Linked DNA regions of Homo sapiens: region 2 is linked to region 1. Evidence: chromatin loops called from intact Hi-C (ENCODE). Cell type or tissue: heart right ventricle. All regions are shown on one strand. Links, peaks and the distances in the headings refer to the core of each region. The heading gives the core; the rest is flanking DNA.

Region 1 (9,640 bases), core at 669-8,668:
AATGCTTTCTGTAGCTGGACAATCTTAGCCTTGACTCTGAGTGCTATGCCCTCCCCTTGCTCAGGGTCTGTTCCTGCACAGCTAAAAACACGCTGGTACAGGCCGGGCATAGTGGCTCACGCCTGTAATCCCAGCACTTTGAGAGGCCGAGGTGGGCAGATCACGAGGTCAGGAGATTGAGACCATCCTGGCTAACATGGTGAAACCCCATCTCTACTAAAAATACAAAAAATTAGCCGGGCATGGTGGCGGGCGCCTGTAGTCCCAGCTACTCAGGAGGCTGAGGCAGGAGAGTGGTGTGAACGCAGGAGGCAGAGCTTGCAGTGAGCCAAGATTGCGCCACTGCACTCCAGCCTGGGGACACAGCGAGACTCCATCTTAAAAAACAAAACAAAACGAAACAAAAAACCATGCTGGTACACGTGTACACCGAGATGCACATGAACAGACTCACACAGGCATCTAACATGCTGGAGACGACAGGAGGGCTTACAATGCGGCCTCTGGGAAAGAGACTAGATGGGGCTAGGGCTGAGGAAACATGGATGGGTGGGAAGGAGCAAAGAATGAGGGGAGGGAAGAGGAAGTCTTTTGTGAGGTCAGGCAAAAGGCAGATTCGCAGGAAGAGAAGCAGAGCCCCTGGGACTTGGGAGGACGTTGTGTTGAGCAGTTCTGTGTCCAGGCTGAGTCTGGGCTCAGCTCTGGACTTGGCTCTGGGAAGTGCTCAGGTGTGGGATGGCACTCACATGGCCTGGGCCTTGTCTCAGTTACTCCCCCACCTGTAACTCTACTAACTCTTGCAGCGCCTCAGCGAACCAAAGGAAGGAATGCCAGGAACCTACAAATGAATCCGCTTAGCTTGTTCAAAAAAAGTCAAGCGAGTCACTCCCTGGAACCCAAATAAGCCAGAAGGATCAAGACAGCCCCAGTCTCCACTGCATCCCTCAGCCAGTGATTCTCAACCTTCTGAGGGACGGAAACCCACAGAGAACTTGGTCAAAATGCAGGTTCCCAGCTGGTGCTTTTAAAGAAACCCTCTGGGGGTTGCTGAGTACTCCTAGAACTTTGAGAAACACTGCTTCCCTCCTGCAGTCCCCAAACTCTACATTTTAATAAAATAGAGGTTGGTTTATTTTAAAATTCTGTCTCATTGCTGAAACCCACACCTCCTCAACTCAGTTTTAGAACCCTCTGAGTGTTGTCTGTGTCCTTTGGGAGCAAACATGCCGAGATAGCTGTGATTGGCACCTGGCACTTAGTAGGTGTAACTCTTCATTTAATCAAAATATGGACAGATATGTCACTGACATGCCAGTGATCTGCATGAAAGCTCAGAAGGTGAGAACAAAAGGAGATACCAAATACAGACCAGAGCCAGGTGTCATAAGGTGGGAGGCAAAGGTGAGCGTGTCTCTGAGGACAAAGGTGGAAGACATGGAGACATGAGGTTCAAATATAGACGGTGTGGGCTAAGGAGGCCGTCTCTGGCAAGCGTCTGTCAGTTCAGTTAAGACACTAATTCGGTTAGTTCAATCAGCTCACGAGCACCTACACACCCTCCTCTTGACACACAGCTGCTTGCCTGGTCCCTGCTGAGTCTCCCCCACCCTGTCCTTCTCCACTCACCAGCACCCTTGGCCTAGGGAACAGGCATACAAATAGGAAATTACCCCATCCTCAGAGAACCCATGTCCAGCGGTTCTCTTCCTCAGGAATGGCGCCCATCCTTGCTTCCAGCCTAAGGCTGAGACTCCAGAAAGCTGAGGAGGATGTGGGGTGTGAACAGCTGGTTCTGTGGATGATGCCAGGAGTAGGATTTGTTTTCTGAGTCGCAGCTTAAGATATCGCGAGGATGCCTAGTGTGGGAGGAAGGGGAGTTGGCATCATGATGCAGGACACATGCACAGCACAGCTGTGCTGGCCCTGGGCTGTTTCCAGCCTCTCGGGTCCCAGGCTCTTTCTTTTCTGGAGGCCTCACCCCAATGATACTTAACATCTTAAAATGCCCTCACACTAAATGTATCGCTCTAAATAATTAGAAAGCATTTTTATAACCTTGCTTCAGAAATTAACTGGCTATGAGTAAGTTATTTAATGTGTACTTAGCTGTGAGTGACATCTCAGCAATCAGAATGCACAGAGAAGAAATTGAACAAGTTTTATAAATGTAATGAGACTATTTTGAATATTAAATTTGACAGTGAATGAAACTGACAATATTATGTTTTATAAAGATTTCATACTATTCATACATTCTTTGTTTTTATATTTTGGCACCCATATTTTCAAAGGTTTCATGTTTTCACAGGCTCTTGGCACTGTGCTTAAGGGGCCTGGTGGCTGAACTTGCTCTGGTGATGGAGGACTTTGACCTTCTGCACGTCCTCTAGCGAGCTCTCTGGCAAGCATGCAGAGTGTCTGACATTCTTCTCCTGCTTTGGTAACAATTTCATCTTCTTAAAGGCAAAGAAAGCCTGCACGGGCCAAGCTGTGAAGCCAAGAGGGTTGGAAGACAAATATATATGTGTGTGTATCTTTGTGTATATATGTGTGTGTATGTATACGTTTGTGTATATATGTATGTATTTATGTAGCTGTGGATGTATTTATGTATGTATGTGCACATGTGTGTATATGTGTATGTGTGTGTATAAATGTGTATGTGTGTATACATGTATGTGTATGCATGTGTATATATGTGTAAGTGTGTGTGTGTGTGTGTGTGTCGGGTGTTTTTCTAGTGATGAGGTTCACTGATACTATACAGGAGCCTAATTTTTTTTAAGAGCAAAGTTGACATTTCTGGTCAATGTATTGCTTCTACCCCCAAAAAATTCAGGGAAGACAAGGCATGGGAAGGAGTATTTTTTTGAGCATTGCTTCAAGCCATATTCGGGGACTGGCCATAGCTCTGCTTGCATGGCCCACAGCCTCAGATGAGGAACCAAAACAAATGTGGAAGATGACATGGGAGAAGGGTCTACTCTGGCCTTGACTAACTGCAGAGGCATACAGTGGAAAGGAGAAAACCCCTTCAAAAACAACCCAGGCATAGAGCCAGGGAGGGGAAAGCCATGCATGGTCTGAAAAGTCAGAAAACAGATGAGCATGATTCTATGATCAGAGGAGTCACCTTCTCAAGAAGAGAAGATGTGTATGGCTGGGATGCTGTTAACTATCAAGTGAGGGCTTTGAAGGCAGGAATTTGAAGGTAGCTACATCTAACATGTTACAGGATCTGCCTCTAACAGGTGGGCAACATGCAGGAACAGACGTGGAATTTGAGTAGAGAGAGGGAATTGTACAAAAGAAATGGAAACTTGAAGATGCCAGAAATGAAAATCTTGCTGGGTGCAGTGGCTCACGCCTGTAATCCTAGCACTTTGGGAGGCCAAGGTGGGCGGATCATGAGGTCAAGAGATCGAGACAATCCTGGCCAACACGGTGAAACCCCGTCTCTACTAAAAACACAAAAATTAGCTGGCCATGGTGGCACGTGCCTGTAGTCCCAGCTACTTGGGGGGCTGAGGCAGGAAAATTGCTTGAACCCAGGAGGTGGAGGTTGCAGTAAGTTGAGATTGTGCCACTGCACTCCAGCCTGGTGACAGAGTGAGACTCTGTCTCAAAAAAAAAAAAGAAAAGAAAAGAAAAGAAAATCTTAACATCAGAGATATAGAAATCCTTTGGCAGGTTTATCAGCCAACTAGACAAAAGCAAGGCAAAAAAATATGTGAATTGAGGCAAGATCAATAGAAATTAGCCAACTATAACACAGAGAGAGTAAAAACAAAGCAACAAATCAGCAACCCCCAAACCAAACACCCAAGATGTGTGGGACAATACCAATGGTTTCACACACATGTGATCAAAGTCCCAGAAAAAGGGAGAAGAAATATTTAACAAGCTACTTGAAGAGATAATCACTGAGAATTTCCAAAATTAAAGACAAGAAGCCACAGATCCAAGGAGCTCAGAGAACTGAAGCAAGATAAATACAAAGGAAAACATACCTCAGCATATCATAGTCAAACCTGAAACCAAAGATGAGAGAACTTGAAAGCAGCCAGAAAGAAAAAGTTACCCAGTAAAGTAAAAAATAAAGCAGTCTTCTCAGGCAGTCTTGTAAGTTATGGGTCCACTAGATAACCCAGGAGCCTTCTAGAATATTCCTCCATTTGGGGGCAATTAGCTTAAGCAGGTAACATCCCAGCCAATTAGCCAATTAGGAGGCTGAGTGGCCTCCCATGCTCCAGTTCTACATATCCTGGCCCTGGCTCTTGTGTCACACCCTGCCCCTGCTCTCTGCACACCCTGGGAGGCCCTGCGCTGGCTGGTGGCTTCATCACCCCTCAAACACTATTTATTGCCTCTGAGCTGGGAGGAAGCTGAGCAGGTGGAGGCTGGATACACTAGTCACTGACCTCAGTGACCCTTGAGGCAGGCCCTGGGGTCTGACTGCTGCCTCACATTCTTTCCCAGGAGCTGAGCAGCCTGGAACAACCAAAGCCTGAGTCCAGCTAGTGCACCAGTCAGGGCGCTGCCACAGAGTTCACTGCCACAGGCAGCAGTGCTGTGAGCGGGCAGCTGCCAATGATTCAGGCCACCACTGGTCAAGAAGATTCGGTTTCCTCTCTCATCACCCCCAGGCTGTCTGTTAGGCGCCCCGTATCCTCACTCTCTGGAAGAGAGGAGAAGCCTTTCCTGCAGAAGCCACAAGGAGGCAGCAAAGTGCTTGTCTAAGGGCCTCAGCTGGCCTGGAGAGGGGCCGGGAATTCAAGAATTAGAAGGGAGGGAACTGCGGGAAGACTGACAGGAGGGGAGCTGGTGAGTTCCTGGGAAGGTGCAGGTGGAGCGTGGACAGCAAGTGCAGCAGAGGGAGAAGGCATTCCTGACCCATGCTGGGACACGGGGATCCTGCAGAGGACTCATGGTTGTGGAGTCTGCTCTCCCTTGGACTGGGGACCCTTCCTCCTCGCTTGATCGCCTACCCCCAGCAGGTCCTCTGCTCTGTATGGCACAGATCTATCCCTGCAAATGACCCTTTGGGCAGCAGTTTTTAGGAGCTCTGCCAGGAGGCCCTTCCCATGGACTTCCTCAAGCATGCAGCATGGCCCCATTGATTCATTTACTCATTCATTCATTCAACAAGTACCTATTAGGCACCTAACATGAGGCAGTGTTCTAGGTGTTAGGGATACTGTAGTGAGTAAAACAGATTTTTAAAAAGTGCTTTCATGGCCAGGTGCAGTGGCTCACGCCTGTAATCCCAGCACTTTCGGAGGCCGAAGCGGGCACATCATAAGGTCAGGAAATCGAGACCATCCTGGCTAACATGGTGAAACCCCATCTCCACTAAAAATAAAAAAAATTAGCCGGGCGTGGTGGCGGGCGCCTGTAGTCCCAGCTACTCGGGAGGCTGAGGCAGGAGAATGGCATGAACCCGGGAGGCGGAGGTTGTGTGAGCCATGATCGTGCCACTGCACTCCAGCCTGGGCGACTGAGCGAGACTCCATCTCAAAAAACAAACAAACAAACAAAAAACTGCTTTCACAAAGCTTACATTCTATGGGGGGAAAAGACAAGAAACAAAAATAAGTAGTAAAATGCACAGTTATGTCAGAACGTAAAAGGTTCCATGGAGAAACACAAATTTCAAGAGGGATAAGGCAGCAGAGTGCAGGGGAGTGGGTGTTACCATTTAAAGCAGAGAGGGCATGGCAGGACGTTTCAGTGAAGACTTGAAGCAGGTGAGGAGGTGAGCTGCGGGAAGGGCGTGCCAGGCAGGGAGAGCAGGCTGAGGTGAGAGCCTGCCTGGCACACTCAGGGGGCAGCAAGGTGCCCGGGGTACCTGGTGTGGGTGAGTGGGAGGGTGGGAGGAGCCACGTTGCAGAGGCCACTGGGAGGCCGGTCACACAAGGCCTTGTAGGCCACCGTAAGGACCTCTGTTCACCCGGAATGCAATGGGAGCCATTGCAGAATTCTAAGCAGAGAAGTGACATCATGTGCCCTTCAATTCAAGAGCATCGTCTGGCTGCAACCATGAGCATAGACTGGGAGCAGGGCGCAGGGAGACCAGCTGGAAGCTGTTTCAATTCCCACCCCATTCAGAAAGCCTAGTCATGAAGGCCGGACGTGGTGGCTCACGCCTGTAATCCCAGCACTTTGGGAGGCCGCGGTGGGTGGATCACCTGAGATTGAGTTTGAGACCAGCCTGGCCAACATGGTGAAACCCTGTCTCTACTAAAAAATACAAAACTTAGTCAGGCATGGTGGCAGGCACCTGTAATCCCAGCTTCTCAGGAGGCTGAGGCAGGAGAATCGCTTGAATTTGGGAAGTGGAGATTCAAGTGAGCCGAGATCATTGCACTCCAGCCGGAGAGACAAGAGTGAGACTCTGTCTCAAAAAAAAAAAAAAAATGCTTAGTCAATGAGCTCAGATGGCCCTTCCACCACGAAGCTTCCACTAATCCTCCCTAAGCCTCCCCTTCTCCTGGGGACGGGCTCTCCTGCCTTTGTGCGTGGATCTCTTCCAGCATTGGTCCATCTTGCCTTTGTTCTGGGATTATCGGTGAGCCTGTCCTCAACCCCACTAGACCTGAAACTCTTTAAGACGGATGCCCAGTTGCTCTCACAGCTGTAGCTTCCCCTCTACCCGGACCTTCAGAGGGCCATGCACACAGTAGAAACCAAGTCAAGCTTTCCCTAAGGAGTAAGTGCTCCCATCCCTCCTTGGCTGCCTCTGAGGCTTCTTCCGGGCTGTGTTTCTGCCTGGAGCACCACAATCGTTGTATTAAATGCTTGGCCACCATGACAGCCCTAGTGCCTTCTGTGAGCTGCATGTCACCGTCCCTCAGCACAGCCAGGTTTACAGGACACAGCTTGTCACCGGCCCATAAGGCAGCCTGTCAGCACTGGCAGGAAGCACACACAAACCAGTGAGTTTGCACAATCAGTGGCCTCTCTGGAGGCTCCCGAGGGCAATTAAATGTGTAATTTTTCATTTATTGATTCCTTAAACATTTATTGAGCACCTACTGTGGTGCCATGATCTGTATTAGGCAGCAGGGGCACGGAAGTGAGTAAAACTCATTTCCCAGGAGCCTACTGCAAACACAGGGTGCTGACTGGATGCAAAGCACTGGCACAGTTACAGAAATAAATTCAAGTATTGTCCTGAACTCCCGAGGACTCACAATCTACCCACCACTCCTTCAGCAATTGTACTGTGCCAAGTGCTGGAGTTGGCGATGAAAACAGAGGGGTCATGGCAAGCCTCGCAGGGTGACGCTTGAGTAGAGACTTGAAAAGGTGGGGAGGCAAGTCATGGGGGAATGGTGACATTGGGACAGACTCCCCTCACACGCCAGTGTGGAGAAAGAGTAGTAACTGGTAGGGAGCTAGTGTGGGAATGCAAGACAAAGTGCAACAGAGAATGGGGAAGACATATGGCAGTGAAGGTCTGGGGAGGCCTTTGGGACTAAGTGGGATCTCCATGAAATGTGGAAGGATGGGTGGAACTATTGCAGGGGGCGGGAGGCAGGAAATCCAAGGGAAAAGGACACTGTAAGCACAGAGCATGTTCATGTGGCAGCAAGCGGCCAGCCTGGGTGTAGTTCCACACCACGTGTTGTAGGAGATAAGCCCAGCTGGGGCTGGATGTGGATGGGCTTGAAGACCAACCAGAGGATGCTCCTCTGTAGGCAGTGGAGAGCCACTGATGACAACGTGGAGAATTTAAAGAAGAATGGAGACAGGGAGAGCAAGGAGAGGAGCAGGTGTGGAGGTGTGCACAACAGTCATGTAAAGAACCAGCTACAACTGTAGTCACTCACTCATGCCTTTGTTTGTCCACAGACATAGTTATTATGCACAAAACCTCATGCCGATTGAAGGTGGGATAAGACAGATGGGGAGAAAACAAAGAAAAATAAAACCCAGTTTATGTGGAGGATTTTAAATCAAGGGAGAGACAGACACCAGTAAAACCCGAGCACATTCTTCCTTGAGGTCCGTGATATGATGCTCTTCTTGGTTTCCCACCCACGTTCCCCACACTCCTCCAGCTCCCGCGGATTTTCATTCTCTTCTGCCTGTGTTCCCTAGGGGCTGCTCCAGTGCCTGGACTCTCCTCTCATGCCACAGGACATCCCAACATGACTTCAGATTGCCCTATTGCCTCAAACATCAGCTGTATGATGAAGATTCCCAAATCCATCCCCAATTCCAATCTCTCCTCTGAGTCATAGAGCTGTATATGCAAACGCTCAACTGCACATCCCAACTGGCTGCCCACTGGCACCTCCAACTCAATCAATGCAAATGAAACTCATCACCTTTCCTTCTCATCCCCAACCCTGCAGCTCCACTTGTGCCTCTGGTCTCAATGCATATCTGCCAGCCTCATCCACTGCCAAAGCCTGAACTGGGCATCATAGGTGCCTGAGCTCCTGCACCCATTCATGCAATCTCTCACCAAGCCCTGTCATCGTCTACATCTTTTGTGTCTTCCCCTCAGTGACTACCCTAAATTGGGCCACCAACTAATCTCCCTGGCTTCTGTTTTACTCTTTCAATCTATGCTCCATACTAAGCCAGAGATATCTAAAATGCTGGTCTAATTCCACACTTCTGCTTAAAAATTCATTAATGGCTCTTCATTCTTCTCAGGATAAAGTCCAATCATGGCCTATAAAGATTTTTGTGACAGCTCTTCAGCCTGGCTGTATGATATTCCATTGTATGCATGTGCAATGATTTATTTAATCAGTCCTCTAGTGAGAGATGTGTGAGTTGGTTTTTGCTAAACTTGCTAATATGAACAATGCTCCAGCTGATAACTGTTTTCTTTTTTTTTTCTTTTTAAGAGAGGCGGTCTCACTTTGTCCCATGCTGCAGTGCAGTGGTATGATCATAGCTCACTGCTGCCTTGAACTCCTGGGCTCAAGAGATCCTCCCACCTCACCCTCCCAAGTGGCTGGGACTACTGCACCCAGCTAATTTTTTAATTTTCATTTTTTTGTAGAGACGAGGTCTCGCCACTTTGCCCAGGCTGGTCTTGAACTCCTGGGCTTAAGCAGTCCTACCACCTTGGCCTCCCTAAGTGCTAGGATTACAGGTGTGAGCCACCACACCTGGCTGATAATTTTATATGTAATTTATTTTGCATATGTGAAAGTACATTGGATCAGAAATTCTATGCATTTGTAATTCTGACAAGTCTTAATGAATTACAGTTCTAACAGCAACACGAGAGTGCTTATTACCCTACAACCACGCCAAGGCTAAGTGTCCAACATCTAGATTTTTTGCCAATCAGTGGGTGAAAAATTATACCAAATGTAGTTTCAATTGTCTTGTGAGGTTGAGTATTTTTTCATGTTTAAGAGATGTTTATCTTTCCATTAACCATCCCATTTTCTTATTGAATTTGCTATTTTTCATATTGATTTGTAGAGATTTTGTACATATTAAGCAAATTAGCCCCTCTGACTATGATACGGGTTGCAAATATTTTCCCTACTTTGCCATTCGTCTTTGTTTATGGTGTTTTTCACTCTGTAGAAATTATAGATTTTTATGTTGACAGAATTTGTCTTTTTTTAAAGCTATGAGAAAATGTGTGCCATTCTAGAAAACACTT
Region 2 (9,640 bases), core at 1,148-9,147, 42 kb after region 1:
CATTTTGCCTATTTTACAAAGGGGGAATCTATTTTATGGAGGCTCAGAGAGGCTTTGACCAGCTCAAGGTCATATAACTTCTAAGTGGCAGATGTTTGGAACCTAGGTCTGATTTCAAAGCTCACAGGTTACAAATGAGAGAGAGCGAGGGGGGCACTGTAGCACCCTGGAAGCCACGTGGACTATCCCCAGCAAAGCCCCAGGGCGCCAGCAAAGGGTGGGGCGGAAGGGGCAGAGTGCACGCACCAAGGATGAAGAGGACCTCCACGGCCAGGTCACAGACGCTGGGCGGGCCGCGGGCGGCACTGGGCTCCCGTGCTGTGCTCACACACACGCTGTAGGGCACAGTGACAGCCACATAGAGTGTGGCGAGCAGGATGAAGCCATCCCAGGTGGCTCTCAGTGCCCCACAGTGCAACAGGATGAAGGGCGACTTCCGGATGGCGGCTACTTTGTACTCAGGCAAGTTTGGTTTCTCCCCAAACACCCCCTGAGTGAGGCAGGGCAGGTCCAGGCAGAGAGGAAAGAATATTGGCACAGGCTGAGTTTGGATAGAGTCTGGGACCCGCATCCACCTCCTTTCTATCCCTGCATTATCGAAGCAGCATCTGCTTCGAGATGGCATTAGCATCTCCATTTTATAGATCAGAAAACTGAAGATCAGGAAAGTTAAGTGACTTAGCTTTGGCCACACAGCTGCTTAGGGGAGGAGCCAGGATTGAACCAAGGCCCATCTGCCTCCCAGGCCAGGACTTTCTTCTGATGGATCAGGCATGTGATCTTCCCTCCTTCAGTCCCAACCCCCAAAGTGCTGGCAAGGCCTGGGTGGCCCCTAGGACATTCTCTCTGTGGTAGATCAGGTTCCCCTTCCCCATCTTCTGCGTCTGCCCCTCCCCTCTCCCACACATCCCAGGGCTGAGCCCACCTTATTGAGCTTGTGCTTGCCCTTGGGCTGCTTCTGCAGGTGCCCGGACAGGTGGTAGAGCACGGCCCGGCTCCGCCGCCGGTTGGCATTGAAGCCTTTGGATCGTGCCCGGCCATATCGGCGCCGGCCACCACCTGCGAAAGAAGAGGGGCCCATGAAGATGATGGGTGTGTGCCCACACACCCTAGCTCCGGGTCAGGTGTAGGACACAGTTGCTGGCCCATGGACTGGTCTGGCTCATTGACCACTTAGAATGTTTAGAGTTGGGGGCTCAGGTATTCCTCACTTCCTGGGTTCACTTGCCCAGCCCAGCAATGGGCAGTCCTAGGAGTGTTTACAGACACTACCTCTGGGGTCTGCTTCCAGGAAGAGGAGGTTTGGACCAGAGGATCTCTACGGGGAAAGGCCTGGGACAGGAAGCGAGGAGGTACCTCACAGGGCCAGGGTGGAGAACTAGCAGGAGGCCGTCAGCAGAGGTGTGGGAACTTACAGCAGGAGCCCAGGAGCTAGTGCAGGGACCAGAGGGTGACAATGAAGGCTGACATCATGGAGAGGCAGACCCAGCACTGGGAGTACGCGAGTGGGAGTGGAGAGTACCCCCAGCATCCCCAAATGGCAAAGAGGCCTTGACAGCTTTGTAACCTGCCCAAAGGCCTGCCCCAGCCTTGGAGGACACAAGAGGGGAAAGACTCGAAGAACTTAAAAGCAGGCTTTGCCCAGAGCTCCACCCCCAGTCAGGTTTGCTGTAGGAAAGAGGAACCTGGTGGGTCTGTGCTCAACCTTATTAACTGGTCAGAAAGTACCTGCTTCACAGGTACAATTGGGTTTGTTTGCTTTCAGTTTCTTAATAAAGTTGACTTAAAAACTCCAACTTTGTCTCAATCTGTCTATTTGGAAAAAATATTCCCATACCGAGGAATGTGGAGATGAGAGCAGCACAGGCCTCTCAGGCAGCCTGAGTGGGAGTGAAATGAATGCAGGTGCATGGGGGACCCCCGTACTCAGACTGGGTGCCAAGGCCCCGCCCGGGCCTGCGGCACCCAATACCCCGACCACAGCACCTACATGCACCTACCTGTCTCCTTCCATCTGTCGGGGCCCCCTCGGTTCTTGGTTTCGCTGATGTCCTTGTGAGAGACTAGGAAGAGAGCCACCTCCCCTTTCTCATTCTTTATGGGTATCACATCCAGGAGACACCAGAACGGGAGCCCTGGGCACAAAAACAAACTCAGCCCACCTCCTATTCTCAGCACTGCCTGAGGTGACAGAGGCCCTGGCTCCACTGACATCCCGGGCAAGACACAGGCAGGATCTAGCGGTTTCCTGGGGGAAGGGCTGGCAGTCCAGTTTCACTGAAGGCAGGGCTTGATGGAATTGGGGGAAGGAAGCAAGGGAGAGCAAACATGACGGTCAGACCTGTCGTGTGGTAGATCTGCCCTGCCGAAATGCGGATGTTTTTCTGTTGGATGCGGGAAACCCGAGGTTGGAACTGAATGCAGGCTGAGGCTAGGGTGAGGCAGGTAGAGATGGGGAGCCGGGGCAAGAGGTGGGATGGAGCAAGAGGGGTTGGATGGGGGGATGGGAAGATGGGATGACATGGGGAGATGGAGAAGATGGCAACAGAAAGGAGGAGGGACAGTGGATGGGGCTGGTGCCAGGCTGGGTGAGACTGCAAAGGTGAGGCAGGCTGGCCAGGTGGCCCCTCACCGCTCTTCCGGTACAGGATCAGCTCAGCCTTGAACTCCTTGTGCTCGTCCAGGGCCTTGCGGATCTGTTGGCGGACGAGCTCACTGGTGTCTGGCCCATAAAGGAAGGAGCAGGCACAGCCCCGCTGCATGACCTCAGCCCGGGAGAAGCCCGTGAGGTCACAGAAGCCATCAGAGCAGTAGACCACGGGGAAGAGCCCCGCCACCTGGGCGTTGCCCAGCACGAAGTTACTGTCTGCAAGAGAGCACTTCTCAGAGGAGGCGTGGGGTGAAGGGGCAGGAGGCCTACCACCCCTCCTTTCTCAAATGCCTGCAACCAAAGAGTGGGTTTTCCAAACCCCAGGAATCCTGCGTGTGTTAAGGCAGGGCTGTTTATGAATAGCAATCAGTGTGTGTCACCTGTTTGTCAGTGCCCTGCAGCAGGTGTGAGTACATTCAAGGATCAGCACATGTGAACTGAGGTCGGTGAATGAAGCGCTGTGCGGGCACTGTGCCTTCTGGAGGGTGTCCTGAGCAATGTGGGGTAAGGGCTGGGATTGGGGAATCCCTAATGAGGACTGCCCTGCCAGCTCTGGGCCAGCCTCAGCCCCACCTCTACTTCTGCCAGGCTCACCCACTAGCCAGGTACCCAGGTTGGCTGTCTGGCTTCTCCCACTGAGACACACCTAGACTGGAGGCAACCCCAGACCACCATACATCCTGCTGTCTGTGTTTTAGCCCTAGCTGCCTGACCTGGCTCAGGAATTAGTGAATGTGATCAAGAATGGGGGTGTAAGAATGGTGACTGAGCACGGGAGCCAGGAGCCAGGAATGTATTGGGGAGTGGGGGGCACTGAATCAGCAGGCTGCAGGAGCCAAGCACACTGGCAAAGCAGATGGAGGAGCCCGGAGTGGGGAGAGCGCAGGGCTGGGCTCCCACCCCCTATCAGGAACCGGAGACCAAGGAGGACCTAGGCAGAGAGCTGGGAAGCCCCACGGGGGATGTGAGGGAGAGGAGGAGGGAGGGGCTTTCATCACTTCCCCTGTGCTCAGAGCCCCCAGAACCGGGGATCCAGAGCTCGGGGCGCCTTCTCCAAACTTCCCCAGTCCTGATGGGAGTCCCCAAACCATCTTCTTGGGGCTAGATGGCCTCCCCAAGTCTAGGGGGTTCAGGCTATGAGACACGGGGCTTGGACACACGGTGCTCTCCCGAGTGCCGCCTACTCTTATCTCCGTTTGCAAATCTCTTTTCTAAATCTGTGTTTTGAGCCCTCTCAGCTGTCCCTGAGCACTGTTCACCCGCCTCGCCTTACCCCACCAGTCCGAGGGTAGTTGCTGCGACAGCGCCAGACGCAGGGGTGGGATGGGTCAGACTGACTAGGTTCGGGTTCGAGACCCGGCTAACAGAGAGCATCCCAGGACCCACACCCAGGGACTTCTGGCCCTGTTGCCTCGCCTGAAGCAGTGTTGACCCCGAACCTTCGAACCTTCGGGGAAACAGCGCCTAGCAGGAGACGATGGCCCCAGCCTCAAGAGGGGCGGGTAGGGAGGAGAGGGTGAGAATAGGCTGGCGCCAAGCTGGGCTGCTGGGGGTTCGGGGAAGGCGGGAGCCCTGGCGAGGGTCCGGCGGCCCGGGTGCAAGTGGGCGAGGGTCGGACTCACGCGTGCCGTCGAAGCGCGTAGCGATGGTGTCCAGGAAGGTGTTCTGCGGCGCCAGGAGGCCCCGCATGGCCGGCATCTTAGGCGCCCGCGGCTGCCCGCCCCATCCCTCCGGGGTGCGGGGACTCCGCGCCGGGGGAGGGCGCCCAGCTCGGCCGCCCCCCGCCGGGCCCCGCGCTCCCTAGCGCAGCCGTCGGGGGGCAATGCGCAGACCGGGATCCGGGGTCGCGCCGGACGCTGGCGCGCGAGGGGGCGTCCGCGCCGTCGGGGCCCGGAGCATGGCGCGCGGCCCCTCGCGCCCTCGCCGCCCACAAATCCCGGGCTCCAGGCCCCGCGGCCGCCGCGCTCTCAGCACCTCCCGCCGCGGCAGCGGCTCGCGTGTCGGCTGCGGGTGGGCTTCCGCTCGGCTTCGCTCGGCGCCGGCTCTCGGCAGCTCCCTCCGTCTGTCGGGGAGAAGCTGCAGCCTCCCTCCCTCCCTCCCGCGCCCGCCGCCTGCACCGGGGTAACCATGGAGACGGGGCACACCCAGCCAGGGCCGCCTCCTTAAAGGGACAGGCCTCCCGCGGAGGGCTCCCCTCCCTTCGGGACCTCGGCGGGGGCGGGGAGGTGGCGGCCGCCCTGATCCCACCCCGCGGGCCTCCCCGCCCGTACCTCGGAGAACCACTGGCGAGCGGCCGGCCCCCTTTGGCTCACTCGGCCTCAGCCGCAGAGGGGAGGCGTCTTTCTCTGCAGCCCGGGGGCTCTCCGAGAGCCTCCTAGCAGCCTCTCCTCCCCCGGCGGAATGGGAGGGGGGCTCGGGGCGTGGGGGGCAGGGGACGCATGCTGTGGAAGATGCTCTCCCCGAGGAAAATGCAGTGGGCAAGGGGACAGGGCGACAGGCGCAGGTGAAGGCCCTGCGGCCAGCGGAGGCCGGCGCTCTAGAGGGGCTCCAGCCGCACCCGGGAAATCTAAAAGCAGATGGGGCGGGGGTTCTGCGCGCACAGCTGCCCGGCCCTCGAGACTTTCTCATCCTCAACTTGACGCTCTGGAAAATGGATCCAGCTGCTCCTATGAGGTGTCTCCGCAAGCAGGAGCTGCCTGGAAACCAGAGGGTGGGTAGCCCTAGGAGTAAGGGTCAGACGTCCTCCGTGTGACCCCGTGGGCGGAAAGGGTGTGTGGTGGGGAGGGGAGCGCCAGACCCCTTGTCCTGCCCCTCCATTTCCCTCTGGCATTTGTCACCTCTTGCCTCTCCTAAGCGCGCTAGAGGGTCAGGTGGTAAATACAGGGGACCGGCAGGGGTCAGACACTGCGAAAAAACTTCCGAACCTTGTGCGTGCGGGTCCTGGCACCAGGAGAGCGAGGAAGGCCGAGCCCCGCGCCTCACGCAGCTCGTCCTGGAGAGCTCCGCGCGGCGCCGCGCGGGGTGCTGCCCTGGGGCGGCTGCAGGGAGCCCCTTCCCGGCGGGGCGGAGCCGGGCCCGGGGCGGCCGTCTTTTCTTGGCCTCCCGCGCTGCGACGGTCCCCCGGACTTGCCTGCCAGCGCCGCTCCTCCTCCCTCCCACGATTTGCCAGCGAGCGCGGCTGCCGCCCGCGCCCAGAGGAGCCGCCGGGGCCAAAACAGCAATTTGTTCCCTAACGAGCGAAGCGGTAGGCTCAGCACCCCCATCCCTCGAGACGCACTCACAGTCACCAGCATCAGAAAGATGCTACCCCTCATCAGCGACGAGAGCCAAAGCCCCAGGCACCTGTATCTAAATGAGCTGGCGCTTTGGGAAGGGAGGACGCGCTCCTCCTTCTCCGGTCCTGTGAAGCCTGGAATCTGGTCCCCAGGACGAGGAGTGACCCTGAGGAGTGACCCTAAGGAGTCGGGAGATCCTACTCCCATCTCATCCCCAGCCTTGGCTGGATCCTGGCTGTAAAGTAATCCCCTCCCCCAGCCGTTCAAGGCTTCCTCTCCAGGCGGCGGTCCAGCTGTCTACTAAAAAGAAGGACATTTTAGGAGTCAGTTCACTTTGAGACAGGATAAGGCCACAATTGAAATCACCCACCCACTTGGGAACCAGGTCTGCCACTTGCTGTCCCTGTGATTAAATTTTTTTTTTAATTTTGGTCTGTGTGAATTTTTTTTTTTTTTTTTTTTTTTTTGTGACGGAGTCTCCCTCTGTCGCCCAGGCTGGAGTGCATTGGAGCTATCTCTGCTCACTGCAACCTATGCCGACCAAGTTCAAGCAATTATCCTGCCTCAGCCTCCCAAGTAGTTGGGACCACAGGCATGCGCCACCACGCCCCGCTAATGTTTGTATTTTTAGTAGAGATTGGGTTTCACCATGTTGGCCAGGCTCATCTCGAACTCTTGACTTCAGGTGATCTGCCCGCCTCAGCCTCTCAAAGTGCTGGGATTACAGGCGAGAGCCACCACACCTGGCCTGTCTGTGTGATTTTTAAAGGCAAGTTATTAACCCTTCTCTGACTCAGTTCTCTCATCTGTAAAATGCGGATGCTAATAATAACATCAGAGGGTCGTAATGAGGATTCAATGAGTGAGTATGTGTAGAGGATCTAGAACAGTGTGTGACACCTGCAACATGTAAATGTTTGTTGTCTGATTTTGAGTCTCCTAGGAGCCCTGTGAAACAGCCAGGGTGGGGGCTCCTTATGCTCCATTTCACAAAGGAGGAACCAGAGCTGAGAGAGAGGGAGAGAGGAAGAAGAAGAAAGAAGAAAGAAGAAGAAGGAGGAGAAGGAGAAGAAGGAGAAGAGAGAAAGGAGGAAGGAGAAAGGAGGAAGGAAGAAGAAGGAAGAAGTTAAGAAGAAGAAGAGGTGGAGGAGGAGGAGGAGGGGAGGGAGAGGGAGAAGAGGAGGAGGGGGAGGAGGAGGGAGAGAGAGACTTGCTCAAGGTAACAGAGTTGATAAATGACACAGCCAGGGTTAGAACCCTGACAGTCTCCCAGCCCTAGGTCGTTGGGTCTACCTCTCTCTAGCCTAACTGTGTGGGCACTCAGAGGACTGGTCATCTGGGCTTGTGTAGCATGTCTGGGTGGCCTTACACTTATCCCTGTAAGGCCTAAGTGTTTAGACTTTCAGGCTTCCAGCTCACCTGCTGGGGCTGGTTTTGGGCATTAAGCCAAACCAGACACCTTGGGTTAGGGTGATCAGGGTGAGATGGAATGTGTGGGGTGCCCCTGAGGATTACAGCAGCTTACACTTATTGAGCATTAACTTTGTGCCAGGCACTGTGCAAAGTGCTTTACTTGGATCGTCCCATTAATCTTCATAATAACGCTATGAGCTAGTTATTAGCTATAACTGCCAATTCACGGATGAAAAACTTGGGGCAGCGAGGTCAAGTCCCTAGTCTGAGGTGCACTGCCTCCTCCAGCAGCTCCAGGCACAATGCCCATGTCACCCTTTGCTGCCCTGGTTCCCACTTCCAGGAGAAGAAAATACACTAATATTTATGGAATGTTATTACCATTCTTATTGCAGAGTGAAAAGTCAAAGGCCTGTTTGGGCCTTTAAACCCCTTCCCCCATTGCCCCTCAAAGAACTCATGTGAATGCGTACTGGGAGGGGGTACCGCCACTGACCCTTTCCTTTATGTGGCCTGTTTTAGATGAGCGTGATCAGGCACAGGATCTCAGCCCACTATCCTCTCTCTTCACCTTTACCCAGTCCCTCAGATCTTCCTGCCAGACCTGGCTTTTGTTTGTATGGATTCCCCCAGCTCTTAGTCACAATTCCCTATCTTTTTTTTCTATTCTTTTTTAATTTTTATGTTTTTTCTTTTATTCCTTTTTTTTGAACGGAGTCTTGCTCTGTCACCCAGGCTGGAGTGCAATGGCATGATCTCGGCTCACTGCAACATCTGCATCCTGGGTTCAAATGATTCTCCTGCCTCAGCCTCCCGAGTAGCTGTGATTACAGGTGCCTGCCACCATGCCCAGCTAGTTTTTGTATTTTTAGTAGAGACGAGGTTTCACCTGGGTTGCCAGGCTGGTCTTGAACTCCTGACCTCAGGTGATCCACCTGCCTCGGCCTCCCAAAATGCTGGGATTACAGGCATGAGCCACCTTGCTTGGTCCTCTTTTATTCTTTTAATTCCCTATCTTTTCCTTCCATCTTTCCTCCAGCCCCCAACCCACATGCACAAAGGGCAGGGACCCACATTTAGGAGAGAGTAAGACGGGCATTGGGGAGTTGAAAATTGAGCAGGGCCCTGGGAGATGGGCACCATAGTCCTCCTCACTGTAACTCCTTTTCCTCTCCCCTTCCGCCAGCTCTTGACGCATTTGGCCGTGGTGGGGAGTCACAGGGAGGGGAATGTTGAGGAGGATCCCTGTTCAGAGATGCTCAAAGCCTCTGTCAACAAGAAACTCGGGAGGCTGCATTTTGGAGCTGCCGTGGGAGGCCTGTGGGAGTATTAGCTACAAAAAGGAATATGGAGAGACAGTAGGGAAGCGCAAAGCAAGGAAAAAACCGCTCAAGACACAAAGGATGGAAAAAGTCCCCCTACCCCGCAACCACAAAGCGCAGGCGGAGTCAGACACTGTGCTCAGGGAGTGGGAATAGGCGGCTGTCGAGGAACAGAGCCCAGGGGCCCCTCCCCTCTCCCCGTCTCTTCCCACTCTCTCCACCTTCCTCTCTGGAGGTCCCCAGGCCTGAGCCTGGCTCTCAGCCAGCAAGGCCAGGCTCTGCTTCTAAGGTGTGTTGTATGGTGGGAAAATCTTGGGCTTTCAAGTCAGACTAGTTGGGGTTCCAATCTAGCTCTGCCACTGGCCAGCTGGGAGACCCAGGGTGTGCAGAGGTACTTTATCTTGCAGAGCATCGGGTCTTTTGATTTGTGAAATGAACCTTAGCCAGCTGTTATTTTTAAAAAGCCCTGGCCTGGCCGGGCACAGTGGTTCACGCCTATAATCCCAACACTTTGGGAGGCCGAGGTGGGCGGATCACTTGAGATCAGGTGTTCAAGGCCAGCCTGGCCAACATGGTGAAACCCCATCTCTACTAAAAATACAAAAATTAACAGGGCATGGTGGTACACGCCTGTAATCCCAGCTACTCCGGAGGCTGAGGCAGGAGAGTTGCTTGAACCCAGGAGGTGGAGGTTGCAGTAAACTGAGATCGTGCTACTACACTCCAGCCTGGGCGACAGAGCCAGACTCTGTCTCAACAACAACAACAACAACAACAACAACAACAACAACAACAACCACCACAACCAATCTCTGGCCCTCGGTGCTGGGACCAGGGAAATGAGCTCAGGATGAAGCCTGAGGGTTCCCCCTCCCCACCAAAATAAAACATTTTGGAATTCTTTGAGGCCTCTAGTATTTGGCCACACCTTGGCTGTCTCATTCTAGGAGATTCCTTTTCTTTTAGTGGAAGACCCTGGC

The links. Hi-C counts contacts between places; a loop is a spot of excess contacts. Peaks named below come from ENCODE experiments on the same cell type or tissue, not always from the same donor. Only the 100,000 strongest peaks of a DNase experiment are listed, where the experiment ranks them.
Region 2: a loop joins it to region 1, with 2.0 times the contacts of the local background. A loop is called at or near these places in 5 of 110 quality-filtered maps.

The regions. Positions count from the first base shown.
Region 1 is chr12:49,575,778-49,585,417 of GRCh38, reverse strand. It overlaps a transcript of FAM186B not described here. Among named protein-coding and RNA genes, the nearest start is that of MCRS1, 12 kb to the right of the region's middle. RefSeq lists enhancers at 2,963-3,012, 3,113-3,162. In heart right ventricle, for the core only: CTCF peaks have their summits at 4,506 and 4,707 (motif pointing right); a DNase peak (open chromatin) is centred at 4,717; H3K27ac peaks cover 4,427 bases.
Region 2 is chr12:49,534,125-49,543,764 of GRCh38, reverse strand. It overlaps KCNH3 (potassium voltage-gated channel subfamily H member 3), which reads right to left and starts at 4,735. Exons shown (of 15, transcript NM_012284.3): 1 at 4,273-4,735; 2 at 2,633-2,866; 3 at 2,001-2,135; 4 at 926-1,059; 5 at 247-490. The coding sequence starts at 4,348. RefSeq lists enhancers at 1-759, 106-1,305, 3,112-3,161, 3,806-4,615, 4,616-5,427 and silencers at 4,745-4,924, 5,655-5,774. In heart right ventricle, for the core only: no CTCF peak of the experiment used is centred there; DNase peaks (open chromatin) are centred at 4,784, 5,037 and 6,224; H3K4me3 peaks cover 2,134 bases; H3K27me3 peaks cover 3,616 bases.